Regions from separate parts of the Homo sapiens genome. Here region 1 is linked to region 2. Evidence: chromatin loops called from intact Hi-C (ENCODE). Cell type or tissue: endothelial cell of umbilical vein. All regions are shown on one strand.

Region 1 (8,000 bases), 180 kb before region 2:
CCCATCTCCATTTCAACCAAAAAAGCTCCATTTTCATCTATTTTACACACCAGTCTTCTTCGTAGCTGGTGGAGAAAACAAAAGCTGTATAGCTAGAAAACACAAATAAGGGCTCTAGACTATTATTACTAAGAACCCAGATAATTGAAAAAGTATCCTAAGTATTTTCAGATACACTAAAGGGGAAAAATTTTAAACTCCTGTTTTGTTTTGTTTTTTTGAGTTTTATCATCAGTTTTCACACATTGCTAAATACTGGTTTGTGGGTAAATTTCTACTAAAATAAAGATTCCAAAGACAGCTTATTTTAAAAGTTTGGGAATGAGGTGTGTAGGGAGTTGAGACTGAATGCACATCTCATTATGTTAGTTCACATTACCAAGAAATGCTATCCCAACTTTCAGATTCACATAAATCCAGAAATTGCCAGATAGGACTTTTAAAATCCAAAGTGCATTAAATGTGTTCTAGATTCTATATTAAAAACTTCCTCAGATAAAAGCCATTTACTTTCCCACTGTGGTTTTGGAAATAAAGTTACCATTTGAGCATCTCTAATGACCTGGCCAACTTAAATATATTATCTCTAATACCTCACAAAAACATCAAAGGATAAGGTGTTTTTACTCCCATTTTATAGAAGAGAAAGCAGCTGCAGGGGTTAAGACGTGTTCAATATTACATAGTGAATACATGAAGAAACCAGGACTTGGGCCCGTGATCTTTTTATTAAAACACTTTCAGAAGCAAAATAAACTTAATCCATAACATTTTTCTCTTCTAATCATATCTAAATATGATTCCTGCTTTTATTATCCATAACTTCACATCTAGTTGCATTTTACAATGAAAAACTTAGCTATCAATATATACAATCAAAAAGGTAACCAAAAAGAGAAAAAGGAAATCTAAAATTTAAATCAATGCTAATGAATGACAAACACTTTAGTCATTGTGTAACTCCCTTGGTTTGAATTTAAATAATGTCATGTATAACGACTGGGTTTCACAATTCAGGAATAAATAGAAGTCAAATTTTAGGCAGCCCACTCAGATTCTAATTAAATAGAAAAAACAAGTACAAAGGAACTAAATTATTTTTAAAAAATACTCCTATCAGAGTTCAACTTCAAAAAGATATTTCATGAACAGACAGTACAGCCTGTAAGATTCCATCTTTCTCAAATTACTCTGATGAACGTCTGATAAAACTTGAGATTTACCAAGGGATAAAAAGAAGAAGCAGCCAATAATTCTAAATGAAAACTCAGAATGGTCTTTTGTTCTCTTTGTTTAAAGTAAAGCCACTAGTGAAAAACAAGAATGTCTACTTAGGAAAAAGGGGTCTCTTGTTTGAACAAAAATTAAATTTAAATGTCCTGTTTCTTACCTGAACATTTGAAATCATCTACATCTGTCTAATGTTCACTAAAAGACTATAGAGGGCACTGTTGCATCAGCTTTGAAGCTTTACAATAGAGGCTGAGAAAAAGAAAACTGTCTATAACATGTAATTTCTCTAAAGGGTCAAATGCATGGAAATCTACTAAGCCTGATATAAAGGGGAAAGAACTAAAATGTATGTTTTTCTAAAACAGGCTGGACTTCAATGGGGGAAAAAACTTAACAAAAACAACTGTCAAATAGAGAAGACTGCACTGCACACATTTTGCATTTCCCTTTGTAGTGCTTTCATGAGAAAGGTAAGTAATCATAGCACCTCCTTATCCATTGGAAACAGCACCCCACTGCAGAATCCTCTTTACAATCAATAGGCAACTGAATGTGGCACCTCATGCAATTCTTCCATAATTCTATCAACAGAAAGAATGCAGTCTGTTTGCATACTTTTGTCTAAAAGACCAATTCCATTTGTCCCTTCTTGGATAAAATGACAGCTACAGATCAATCACTCTCACGTGAAAGTAAACATGCTACAAAAAAAAACAAAAAAAAAACAAAAGAAGAAGAATCAAAACTGAAATCCTCGCCTATTTTAAGCATAATTTTATTACACATAAAAACTCAAAGTAAAATAGAAAAAGCAAGTTTTTCCTCATAGACATGCATTTTGTGCTATTATACAACAGTATCAGGATGTAAAATAAATAAGTTACATCAAACAATAGTCATGAATCTTACCTTTACATATGGACAGCACTTAATTAAGTTCCATATATTTTCTATTCTCTCACATAATTCCTGTTACAATTCTTTGAAATTAAATCCAATTAAGTACAGTGTCAAAGGTACTTTCAGTACATATATACAATAAGACTAGCATACACAGCATAAAGCTTCTTATAATACTACCATTTAATTTTTTTCCACTAAAAATAATGCAAAAGTAAAAGGGAGTTAAATTATCTCATTTTGGTAATTTGAAAATAATATCCTGAATTGCTGAACCTCTGTAGAAACATGGACATTAGCTGTGAGAATTATAATATGATCAAACCAAGTAGAATATGTACAATGAAAAAAAAATCCTCCATTAATGTATATCTAATCATACCACCATATCACATATTGGATAAATCCACATTAATACAGGTACCATAATAAAACTAAGGCCTCTAATAAAGGAACCCAAATTCCCTGGAAAAACAGTATACAACTCATTTTGTCACTCTCAAAATTCCAGAGAGATTAGCACCTTCTCTGAAATCAAAGTGCAGAACTGTGAAAGTGTTACAAATTCTCCAGTAATATGTCAACCTACTCATAAATCAAAAGGAGGGGAAGGGGCTTTAGATGGTATGTAGATTTCATTTTATTACAAAAGCTCCAGTTTAACAAGTTATTTTCAGCCAATAAAAGTCAAAAAGTAAAGCAATGCTAAAGTGGCTAGTACTGACTCTGAGGCTTTACTTTTTAACTGAAATGCTACTTGAGTATTGCTCCCTTAAATTATTAATTTATGGGTTTTGCTTAGTTTCCTCCTAAGGCAAGGCAGTTCTAGTCACAGGTACATTGAATGCATGTAAATAAACAGAAAGCTTTTATAATGGTCCTGTAATTCACTAAACATAATAAACAACCTTTTTTAATGAATGTTGAATGTACAATCCTATGAACCAACTTTATATAAATAGACTATATCATCTAAAGAATCTGTAAGATCCTCTAGGAAGTAAATGAACAAATTCAGAAAAATTAAACATAGGCTGATTGCTTTTCATTGATCTAACAAAATTAATGCTTACAACAGAATCAAAGTGCTGATAGGACTATGAAGAGTTGTGTTCAATTTTGAAGAAATCTAAGAGAAAGTGTCATGAACTGTGAGAAAATGTATTTGCAATATTGCTTTTCATCTACCACAGGATGACTACAAAAAAAATCAGGCAATGTATTTTTAATATGCAGGATATTTAACTAGATATTTTAGTTTACTATTGAAGAAGAGCAGCATATTAAAATCAATTTTAGTCAACTTTAATTTATGCAAAGCTTGATTGTGAGCAATAGCTGCTAAAAGGATGCAACATTGTTGATTCATATACAAGCATTTTACTTAACTACATTGGATAATAGCAGTGCTCCTAAAGGAGTATAAAAAGCAAAGTGATTAGCAGTCATTAATGTTAATTAGTGTTCACATTACATTCCTTGGGATGAATCTCCTTTAAGTTGAATACATGGAAAGTTCATTTTTGAAGGTTTGCCAAATCTTGCCTAGGTAAGTACTAAACTAAGCCGTCAACTACCAGCAAGCAGAATGAAAAACAGGGACAGATCAGCATCCAATTAGTATGTCTAAGTTTTTAAACAGGAAAAGGGTTGAGGGGAATCAGTAAAACTGGAAACTCATACTTCACATTTTGCAATCTCACTGATAAAAGGAGGAAATGTGTGTTTATCAAACTTGCTGTGAGTGCACAGTTCATTTGGAGTCCTGTAAACAATCGCCTGGCTGCCCACTTTCAAATGCATGTGAAAATCTTGGAGATTCAGAGCATCATATTCAGCAAGCAAGGTCATTCTAGTGATGCCCTGGAAATGGGAAATTAGGAAAACGTGGCAATCAGAGGTTTAGGATTGACCAGAAAAAGCCCTGAGGCTGGATTACCATCTTTCACCACCAGTCAGGCTGTCTCTGCTTATTCAGTATTAATACAACAGGACTGCAAGTGAATGAAAATAACTCAATGCACCTAACTGGGACACTGGCTTTCTTGTTTAGAAAACAACAGACATTTGTCACAGCAAAAAAATTAAGTAAAATAAAATAAAATAATAAAATCTCTCACATACAAGCTTTCAAGAACCAACCCTGAAAGAAAAACAGGCTCCTCATGAACCTTCAAAAAGGACCTGGGGAATGGCTGACATCCTGTTGATTTGATAATCAATAGGAAAGATTTCCTTTCCCCCAATACCATTCAGTGCATTTTTAAGTAGATGCCAAATCTTCAACAAGGAAGCTTCAAAAGCAATATATCCTCATTAGAGAAAAACACCGAAAAATTAAATGTGCAAAAATTATACTCTTAATTCTGCCCACAGACTTAAAATATATCCTACAGATAATTTTTCTATGCATGTACTTACACAAATGCATTGTAGAAAAATGTTATTATACCATACAGAGCATTCCCTAATCTGTTTCCTTCTCTTAAAAATATATACAGATGTATTTCTGCAAGTTCATTTTTAATGCTATACAGCATCCCACTGTATAGATATGTCATAATTTACATTGCCAATGATTTCTAAATTTTCAAGTATATTTTAAATTATTTCCTTAGTTATAAATTCCCCAAAGTGGAATTGCTTATTACAGGAGTGTATTTTTTTGTGTTTGATGAGTTTTGCCAAATTACCGTCCAGAAATATTGAACCAATTTACAGGGCTGCTAGCAGTACATAAGGGTATCTGTTTCTTCAAAACCATTATTATTTCTTATTTCTGTCAAAGTGTAGCTGCATTTTTGAGTTAGTGAAGTTACACATTCTTTTTTTTTTTTTTTTTTTGGTCATTTGAATGTACTTCTCTGTGAAATGCCTGTTCATATCCTTAGCCCATTATCTCTATTTGGAGACATGCTTTTTATAATAATATCCAAAAATTAGTGAGGAATTCCCCATTGAATACTAATCCCACCAATAAGAGATTATTTTAAAGAAGAGATGTTAACTGTATGAACATTAAAAGATCCTATTAAGGTTGGTAGCTTTACATGAACCTATTTTATAACATTATATTATAGAACAAGACTTCCCAACTTATCCAAAAAGAAAAAGAAAAATTAAAAACTGAACTGGGATTGCAAATATATCTCTGAAGCTACCTTTGCTTTCCATAAATGGAAAAACTTATGATACTAAGCTGGCATCATCAGCAATGTTCTGTTGTTCTTTTTACTGTTCTGTTATTCCAAGGAACAATTATAAGCATACTAAAATTGGAATTGCTTTATTAGCTACTATGATAAGTCAAGAAAGGAGACTGTAACTATGGATGACAGACAAGTTCCTCATGCTATTATCTTGAATCAAGAATTTAATTAAAATGTGTCACTTTTGAGAAAAGCACTAAGTGTAAGACAAAAATGAAAAATGTCCCCCTCCACCCATCCAAATCAATTCAATTTAGGGCCTCTTCTCACAGAACCATGAAAGTTGCCAATACCCAAATTACTAATTCCTAATACATCTTCAGAAACAGGCTTAGATTAAAATGCAATTTCAAACCACAGATCGTGGTTTTTTTTTTCTTTTTCAAACAAACCAGTTTAAAAACTTGCAAAGCTATTACCTAAAACAGTGCTTCTCAAACTGTGTTATAAACCACTTTTTTTTTTTACATTTCCAACCCTTCAAAGATAGAAACTTGTAAAATACAACAAAATGAATTAAAAGATTAACATTTTTAAAAGATACAAAATACAAGGTCAAATTTTTATTATTAGATTCAAAAGAAACAAAATTACTCTTTCATATTACTATAAAAGTTTCTAAATGCTTATTTTGAATTTCTCTATATATCTTGTCTTGAACAAAACACTTCATGGACTAGCACCAGGCTAATCCCTAGACCACACTTTGAGTAGTAATTATTTAAAATTATTCTGAGAGCTCTGAAACAAGATCAGACACAGACAGATCACTTTGATCCCTGACTTAATAACCCTAACCCCTTATCAAACCATATGCCTTCCCCTCCGCCTCATTGTCAATTTACACATACCTTATTGGTTTATGTATGCACTATATATGTACTGTAATATAGTAATATCTGCATGAATTAACACAAATGCAATTCTGGGAGGCAGCAGAACATAGTGATTAAAAGTACATGTTCTACCACTTTTTAGCTGTGTAACCTTGGATGAGTTACTTAACCTCTCTGTATCTCAGTTTACTTATCTGCAAAGGGTTGATGTAAGGATAAAATTAGAATATATGTGTATAGAGCTTATAGCAGTTATCTAGAAGATAGTGCTACATAAATTGCAATTATAATTACAATAAGTCACAGAAAACTGAAAGAAAATCACATGGCTCTGGGTTTTCCAGCAATCAATATAAAGAGGAAACTTTAAGTTGCATGATTTACAGCGTTCATGCAATAAAAACTATCAAATAGTTATGTTAAGGCTAAACTATTACAAATACTAAGTCCTGAGAGAAATTTCTCCCTTGGATTACCATAAAGTTGACTATTTGATATAAAAATCCTTCACATCATCTCTGGAGGAAATACACAACAAAAAAATTTGAATACTTCTTATGGACAGGGCACCATGATGAGCACTGAAGAGTATTCAAATTTGAAAAACATTCAGTTCCTACCCTCATGAGGTTATAAACTAACAGGGAGAATATATTACAAATGCAAATAATTACATAAAACAAGTCATAATAAGTACCCACAAAAGTAAATAATGCAATAGAAATTTTTAAAAACAAAAGCTACACTTGAGGAAATCAAGAGCAATGCCTTGATTACATCCCTATTCTTCTCTCCTTCAACATAAAATCCAAAGGCTATTTAGAACAAGCCATGTCCCCAAGCCTATTGTCCCATCCCTGGCCCCCATCACTTCTTACCTGAAATTTAAGATGCTTTATACTCCCTTCTCTTTTAGATCTTAATGTCTTCCTTGAGAAATGCACAGCATACTCGTCTGCTCTCAGGATCTACCTCATGTGACTCTTCACTCTTTGGAAGCCCCAGAAGACCCATCTGATCTCATAGCACATAGCATAGCATGTGTTACAAGCTCAGGGGACAACTAATTATTGAGTATTCATGAATACTCCCAGGCTACAAGGCTTTCTGAAAGTGATGGTTAAAATAGTAGCTGTTAAACTTTTGAAAAGAACATAGTAAGACTATGACAAAAATTGGCCACCCTGGGCAACATGATGAAACCTCACCTCTACAAAAAAAATACAAAAATTAGCCGGCCATGGTTGCATGCACCTGTAGTCCCAGATATGCAGGACGCTGAGGCAGGAAGATGAACTGAGCCTGGGAGTTCAAGGGTGCAGTGAGCCACGATAGCTCCACTGCACCCCAGCCTGGGTGACAGAATAAGACCCTATCTCAAAAAACATTTTTCCTCTCCCAGAAAAATTTACACCTACAAAACATTTGCATAAAATTTCATAGTTCAAGAATACCTCTCCCTTCCAGATTAATAAATCCTATCTTAAAGTAGTGCATTATCCTAGATGAAATCTACTAGTCTGATCCTTATTATAATGCTTTCTGTAATTACGTCCAGGATATATGACCACTGAAAATCAGAAGAACTTGGATAAGGGTTAAAGATGTCACAAGAAATGGCTATCAGGCCAATAAAAATGTTTTAAAGAGATAAATCATGAAAGGCTCAAAGGGAAGATCATGGGTTATTTATCAAATGATCATTGTTCTCCCTCCCTTCCCACCTCCCTGCAAAATTACTACCTAGGAAAGAATCCGTAAGAGAACTGGTCTTAAAATAGACCATGGGGCATTTCAATGGCTCCAAAACCAATCTTATAGT
Region 2 (8,000 bases):
GTTCATGTCCTGACTCAAAGAACTATGACTTACAAAGAGAGGAAAGTTTTGAAGTGAGAGCTTTTATCTGCGCTCTTAGACAAGAAAAGTCTTTTTCTTTGGAGTGTTGAGTAAGATGCTGGCAGGTCAGCCTCCAACTGCAGAATGGGAGAATATGATTCACTCTTAAATTTCTTTGCATGTTTTTGGAGTGAACATTTAAAGTACATTCTTTTCAGAAATGCATTCCCTCCATATGAACAGAAATTAGGAAGAAAAACAATGTTTTACCTTATTCTAAGAGACAAGTTAACAACAGCATCTTTGATGAATGCTCAGAATATCCCTAGCGTATTTGACCTTAAAATTTCTGGGATTTTCTGTAAGATAATATTGATCGAAGGGGACTATATGTTAAAATTTTAGCATTTCCCCGTAACACTTGTCATTTCCAGTTGAATATGTTCTCCAGAGGTGGAAGTTCTTGGAATAAGTTAAATTCAACCTAGCAACCAAACTATGTGACAGGGTCAGTGTGTTGTGTGGCGAGGGTAGGGGGAACTCTGTTTAGAGCCACTCGAAGTTTTCCAGTTTTCCCTAGCTTAACTGTTATCTTCATTTCTCTTCAGCTGTCTCTTGGGCTTTGATGTTCTATGTTATATTGCCTTTTGAGTACATACAGCAGGACCTGAAGTTCATGGTTAATATTAACAAGGTGAACACTCTGTTGGCAAGGCACTCCACAGTAAATTCCTCGAGTCCACAGAGACAAATGGCATTCAAAGGACAGTTCTGTAGATAGAAGGTCAGTTTCTGCTCAGCCACCTAATCAAGCATAGGAAATTATTCAGATCCTTGCTTATGTTCTTTAGGCCACAACTTGTAAGTAATTCGTGAGGTTCTTCATAACTTTTTCTCATTTATTTGTGGGAAAATTTCTGAAAGACAAGTAAAAAGCATATTTGTCTCTTTTCCATAGCAGTTAAAGAAATATTGTTGCTCATATTGTGGTTTTATCATTAGTAGAATAATCTATTATAAAATTCCACATTAGAGTGTAGTTTTTTAAATTTAGAAAATACTAGTTATATTTGTGTCTTTTATAACTGATGCAGTGCTTTGTGTACAATAGGTGCTCCGTACATTTTTTTAAAAAAACCTTAATAGTACATATTAAGTTTTCTCTGACAGTTTTCCTAGAAGGCTCTCAAAGTATTTTAACAAAACAGAATGTTACCAAAAACTCTATGAATAATAGATCAATAGTAACCCCATTTAACGGGGGAGGAAATTGAGATACAGTATGTCCAGATGATTTCAACAGGGCCATAATACAGAAAGAAACTAATAAATTCTAGATGTATTACATGATTTTTACCTAGAGCCACATATAGTTTGACTAATGTAGCCTCATCTGGCATGTCCATATGGATATGCGGGAAAGAAGAGGAGAGATAGGTGAAAGACATTGAGAAAAACCTAGAATAACTAATCTAATTTAATTATCTTCAGGAATTCAATCCAGATTTATATTTGGCAGCTACTACAAGATCTGTACCCCATTGCATTTTATAGGATATGCAAAAAAGGGTTAAAACATACTCTGGGCCTTCTGAAATTTAATAAACATTGTCTCCAGAAGCTGTCTTCAAATGTAAACCTAATTAGCCAAAGGAGGTAGTGAATTAATGTATCAGAACTGTCTAAATACTTACCATTTTATCAGCAGACACCAAGGTCCTAAGGTAAAAGGACTTGGAAAGATAAATAATGGTGGTGGAAAATGGTGAAGTCAAAAGCACTGGGCACTGTCCAGGAAAAAAGTGCTGAGGGTGGAGATGGGGGGGATGAAAGGGAGGATTCCTGGTCTGAAGAGGTAGCATGGGGATTCTGAGAACCTACCTTTGGAGAGGACACTGAAACAGAGCTCGGCTTCACAATGTAGCCTAGATTCGGTCCTGGGCAGTGTTATGATAATGATGGAGGATTGATGGGAGGACTGGTACCCAGGTATGGGAGGGGGAATGTGATGCTTCAGAGTCTCTGTGACCTTCTTGAAGAAACAGGAAATTAGTGATTCTTCAGAAAATAATCTGTTTGCAAGAACCAAAGTCTCTAAAAGTGTTATTCTTGACATGTTCACCTGACTACGGACAGTGTGTGTTGACTGACCAGTGGAAATTTTCAGTCTTCAAATAGATGTGCTCCTCTTTTCAAACCTGAACATGACATTAGCAAAATCAATTCTAACCATAGCCAGTCCATTCTCCAATCAGATTTACTTAGGAATCTCATTATAAAGCCAAACTTCTTTTGTAAATGTTTTATTTTAAATCATAGCACCATACTATTGTATAAGCAATAATTGTTTAACTGATTTTTTAAGCAAACTACCGTATTAAATATACAAATGTAAGAGTGTAAAGGCATGGAATAACAATATTATTTCAAGTTATATTTAAAGTGAGATTGCTCTGATAAGTCAATACACTAGGAGCTAGGCTGTATTGGAGACCCCGATGATTACTTCTTTATATTCAATTAGTGCATGTTTGAAAAGCTGCTAAGAGTAATCTGATTTTAGTTAACTGTTCTTAAATCTGGTTTGAACTTGGCCTGCTAGTCCTTTGACAGATCTGTGGGGTGAAAAGAATAATGGACTAGTTTGAACTTGCTCTTAATGCTTGGGTTTGGGTGGTTCTAGAATTAGACAGATGGCCAGATGGAATTAATGGGAAAATATTCAAGCCCAGGATGTGAGTTTTAATTGAAAAGCTTTGGTTTTCAGTAACAGAAAACAACTCAAGCTACTTAAGTAAATATTGAGAATTTATTATAGGAATATAGAGATATTGATGGGTACCTGAGGGCAGGAGTGTAGCTAGCCCTTAGAAAAGATTGAAATAGTCCTAGGAAAGTCAGGAAAGCCAGAAAGTACTCTTTCTCTAACTCTTTCTGCTTCTGGTACATATGGCTGGCATTCAGGTCTCTGAGGCACTTGATATACTTCCATTTATTTTATTTTATTTTATTTTTTGAGACAGAGTCTCACTCTACTACCCAGGCTGGAGTGCAGTGGTGCAATCATAGCTCACTGCAACCTGAAACTCCTGGGTTCAAGTGATCCTCCTGCCCCTGCCTCCCGAGTAGCTGAGACTACAGTTATCCACCGTGTCTGGCGGATTTTTTGATTGTAGAGGTGAGGGCTTACTATGTTGCCCAGGCTGGTCTCGTCTCAAACCCCTGAGCTATAAGTTTCCTCCTGCCTTGGCCTCCCAAAGTGCTAGGATTAGAGGTGTGAGCCACTGCACCCAGCCCCATACTTCCAACTGAATGTAAAAACTAATGGAACTCTCTTATCATTGAATTTCAAATTCCTAGGAGAAGTGGATGACCTTAAAGTGGATCAGCTTTTCATCCTTGATCTAATCACCTCTTTGCAGTGGAGTTGGGTAGGGTGAGTGGAGAAGTGAGGTAATGATATATCAGCCAGCTGGGGAGCTACTCCTATGAGCAATTCCAGAGAGATGAGTCAGTGAGTTGAGCAGACATCTGAGAGTAGTCCTATAGAGTTTGAAATGGGGCTCCCAGAGTTGGTGCAACAGAGTAGGAAACAACGAGAAGACAAGTTAAAAATAAAAATGAAAATGGCAGCAGAGATAAAAATTGATAAAATTTTGTATCAACAAGAATTGGAGTCAGCCACTCTTAAACTCCTGGGCACGAGTATTTATTTCCTCCCCTTTGCCGGCGTGGAAGAGGGCGCACTATGGGAATTTCACCTCCTCCCTAAGGCATTTCCTGACTAGTTGTTTCTCACTGATGCCCTTAAACTATAAACCTCTACGTTACTTGAAACTTGTACCTCACTGAGCTCTTGCTAGTATACTAGCTTTACTTTTTCTGGTGTTGTGTTATACAGATAAATGATAAAAATATGCATATACATATAGCTCTTTCAGCTTAGGCTTCATGTTTTTTTTTACTTTATAGCCCACCTGCTTCCAAGAGTATATGGGGCAGCAATTCATCTGAAGATTGGGCTACTCAAAGGCTATATATGCCTCTTTTTCACTCTTCAGCATCTATTATTATTTGCAAAATTAGAAAATTGTGCTGGATGAGCTCTCAAATGCCTTCTAGCCCGAACAGTCTCTGATCCCATGGTCTAAGATATAACCTATCCCAAGTAAATGTAAAACTTTGTGACAAATCACAACCACGGGGAGTTTGTGACAATTTTTAGCCTGCAGGTGTTGCTGTGGTGTAAGAAGAATTAGGAGATGGTAAGGAACCCATCAAACAATAGCGATAAAAAAGATGTTTTTAAGGATTCTGTTTACATCCCACAGGCAGGAGCAGGTTTCCCCTGCTCCAGCACCTCTCTGTGAAAGGACTGGGGTTGGTTTCCCGAACAGGGCAAAAAGCAGAGGGTGTGTGTTCTCGCCAGCTGGACCTCGATATCTGAAAGGATGTCCTGTTTACATTTGGCACCAGAGCTTAGTGATTGCACTGCCTGAGTGCCCAGAGAATGAGATAAAACTCAAAATAAATTTTCACACAAGTTTAAAAAATAACACTCTGCTGACCCTGTCATCATACCACCTGGGATTAGTTTACCAAAGGCCTGTGTTTCAAAAGAATGCTTACTAAGGAGGGTGAGGCCGTGGTATCCACGGAATGCATTTTTTTTTTTTTTTTGGTGGCTAGGAGGATTTTCTTCATCCTTTCTCTTTTTCTTCCCCTTATTTTTTCTTCCCCAACACCCATCTTTTTTTTTTTTTTTAACATAGAGAAAAGGGAGAGGCAGAAGCTTGGCTGAGAGCCAGACTCATTTCATGAAGTGACCTGTGTAGGTAACTGAACGCTACACCATATACTAAGCATTCAGTATAAAGAAAATTAAGCAAGTCTATTTTAAAGCCTGAAAAGTTTATTTTTTCTTTTTTTAATGAAATAATTTCATTTATGAGGAGGTGTAGGATGTGGTGGCGAGGATCCAGAACAAAGAAGAAAAAGGAATGGGAAACTGGAAAATAAAATTTGCAGGTGAAAAATCATCATGGGAGACAAAAACTCTTAAACACCAGAGTTTGTTAGTCTCGGCAGCTGGAGTGCTGTGAGAGTTGGACTACTGGTTCACTGCAGATTTTTGTTAAGCAAACATTCTCTTATGATGCCTACTCAAAGGCCTCTTGTCCTTTCTGACAGCTCGCCTCTCTGACCCCCTGAACTGGTTACAGTTAACACTAAATATTGCCATCTTTTATTGTTGGCTACCATTCTGCCTTAAATTCTTCCATGCATGAAATGTATAGGGAACTATATATACGGAGATGGCTTCAAGTGTATAAATTGTCTCCCCAATGAAATTGGAAGCTTCCTCAAGGCAAGTCACCACAGAATTCCATATTTTAGGCATTATGGTACCTACACAGAAATTAATCAAGGAAGACCAAAACAACCTAGAGGTTTCTAACTTTTAGTCTTCCCCCTCCCCCGAAAACGTGTACATTTTATGATTTCTTTGTTTATTCTACACTGCATGTACAAAACAAGCTTTGGATACCAAATTGTGTGTATTTCAGGATGCCAGCATTGCTTTTGCAATAAGTGGAACCAGAATTAGCAATTGAATAGCCAAGTAAATGAAGACCAGGTACTCAAAACCCACCATTTATCATGGGTTTGCAAGACAACTGCGTTTATTTCACTCTACATGTGAGAGAACATGCCTAGCAATCAGGTCAGCACTATGAACATTGCACTGTATTTATCTTTAGTCCCTAAACATTGTGTGTAATCAAGGAAGTGAGATGGAGTAATAAAAAACCATTATAGAGTTCTGAAAGCCCTCAATTTCATATTTACATCTTGGAACCAGCTCATTCTGACTTCATAACTCCTTAATTAGAGGCACAGTCGTTTTCTTTTCTGTAGGGCATTTTTTTCACCCTCACAATACAAGCATACATTTGGTAACTAATACCAGCAATTAGCCTCATCTGCTATGTAAATGAGTGTAATTGCAATTAAATACTTTAGTAGGCCCAAAGGGAAAACATGCAATCATTACAAAGTAGAAGAGCATGGTTAAGGGACATTTTGAAGTGTTAGCAGAAGTGCTTTTCCCTGTGGTGTCAGGAGCCTTTTCTATGGTGAATTATTTCACTGGGAGCCCTGGAACTTGACTTGCATTTCTTGTTCTATTTTCCTACAGAGTTCAGAAGAAAACTGCCCTTTTCAGCATTTCTAAGGGTTGATTGGTTTTGGTAACAATTGGTTTGGAGAATTGGTTTCTCTTCATTGTAGATCCAGGGCTTAAAAATGTTAGCTTTCAGCTGTGTTTGGTGTACAAGTTGGAGAAACAACGCTATTCGCCAAAAAGATATTTTTTAGTATCAATAATTGCTGATTAGTAGATCTTGAGGTAGAGAACTGTTGGAAGAACATAATACACATAAGAGAGAGAGATGCCCTACTAGGGAGTCAAGCAGTACTGGTACTGTTATCAGAAAGGGCTCTAGATCTAGACCCCAAGAGAGGGTTCTTGGATCTTGCACAAGAAAGAATTTGGGGTGAGTCCATAAAGTGAAAGCAAGTTTGTTAAGAAAGTAAAGGAATGAAAGAATGGCTACTCCATAGGCAGAACAGTAGCATGGGCTGCTGATTGCCTTTTTTTTTTTGGTTATTTCTTGATTATATGCTAAACAAGGGGTGCATTTTTCATGAGTTTTCTGGGAAGGGGATGGCAATTCCTGGAACTGAGGGTTCCTCCGCTTGTTATACCATATAGGGTAAATTCCTGATGTTGCCATGGCATTTGTAAACTGTCATGGTGCTGTTGGGAGTGTAGCAGTGAGGACGACCAGAGGTCACTCTCATTGCCATCTTGGTTATGGTAGGTTTTAGCCAGTGTCTTTACTGCAACCTGTTTTATCAGCAAGGTCTTTATGACCTGTACCTTGTGCTGACCTCCTATCTCATCCTGTGACTTAGAATGCCTAATCATCTAGGAATGCAGCCCCGTAGGTTTCAGCCTCATTTTCTCCAGCCCCTATTCAAGATGGAGCTGCTCTGGTGCTCTGGTTCAAACACCTCTGACAGTACTGGCCAGTGGCATATAGTGGCTTAGAGCTCAGACTTCGGAGCTAGCCCTCAATAGCTGCACGCACCTGGGCAAGTCATGTACCTATTTTCCCCATTTGTAAAATGGGGAGACATAGTATGTATCTCATAGTGTTGCCTTAAGGATGAATTTTGTTCATGCACATGAAGCATTGAGAATACAGTCTGGCAAAAAGTAAATACTTGATAAATGTATGTTGAAAGAGCTCTACACCTTTCATTTCTTCATGCAGATTTCCTCTCTGAATAATCCAAACTTCAAAGCAATGCACCTAAATGGAATCCTTTTGGTATCTAGGAAGCTTACTATAGATTATGCCATAAGACTTCTTCGAGGAGCATGATCCCAATGATATTCACTATTATAGACATACATTTACCTAGGGATAAGTCACATGGTAATGCAGGAACTTCTTACTGAGAATCCAGATAAAAACTGATTCGTTTTTATCAATGGATAGTGAATATGTAACAAATCATTTTTCTTTCTTTGCCTTGGCTGCTAGGAATCTCAGAGGTAAACTTGTAGCCAACATATCTCTAGTTATCTATACAGGACTCTAGTGCATTTGGGATAATATCACAGGCTTTTGTTTCTCCTTCCTTTCATAAACAACTATTTCCTTATTTGTAAAAATGCTGTGCTATATGCATCTTGTGAATCCCCTCAAATACTCTTATGTAACTGTGTCTCATTGAATGAGTCCCTTTGCCTCTTTGAGACAGAGTTCCTTCATCTGTAAAATGTAAAGTTAGGTCTGTGACCTTTACAATTTCTTCCAGCTTCATAAATAAGTTTTTGTTGTTGTTGGAAATGATAGCCTGGTTTAATGAAGGGAAGAGTTGTCAGAAAACAAATGATGCATAATCTCATTATCAGAGCCAAAGGATGT

What was found. A loop is a pair of places that touch in the nucleus more often than their neighbours do. Peaks named below come from ENCODE experiments on the same cell type or tissue, not always from the same donor. Only the 100,000 strongest peaks of a DNase experiment are listed, where the experiment ranks them.
Region 1: a loop joins it to region 2, with 6 times the contacts of the local background. A loop is called at or near these places in 8 of 110 quality-filtered maps.

The regions. Positions count from the first base shown.
Region 1 is chr15:35,518,283-35,526,282 of GRCh38, forward strand. The region is part of intron 3 of DPH6 (diphthamine biosynthesis 6); the gene reads right to left. Among named protein-coding and RNA genes, the nearest start is that of DPH6, 24 kb to the right of the region's middle. In endothelial cell of umbilical vein, a CTCF peak has its summit at 1,431; DNase peaks (open chromatin) are centred at 1,489 and 3,899; H3K27ac peaks cover 287 bases.
Region 2 is chr15:35,693,416-35,701,415 of GRCh38, forward strand. All of the region lies in intron 1 of DPH6-DT (DPH6 divergent transcript), which reads left to right. Among named protein-coding and RNA genes, the nearest start is that of DPH6-DT, 150 kb to the left of the region's middle. In endothelial cell of umbilical vein, a CTCF peak has its summit at 4,195 (motif pointing right); DNase peaks (open chromatin) are centred at 3,616 and 4,446; H3K27ac peaks cover 2,391 bases.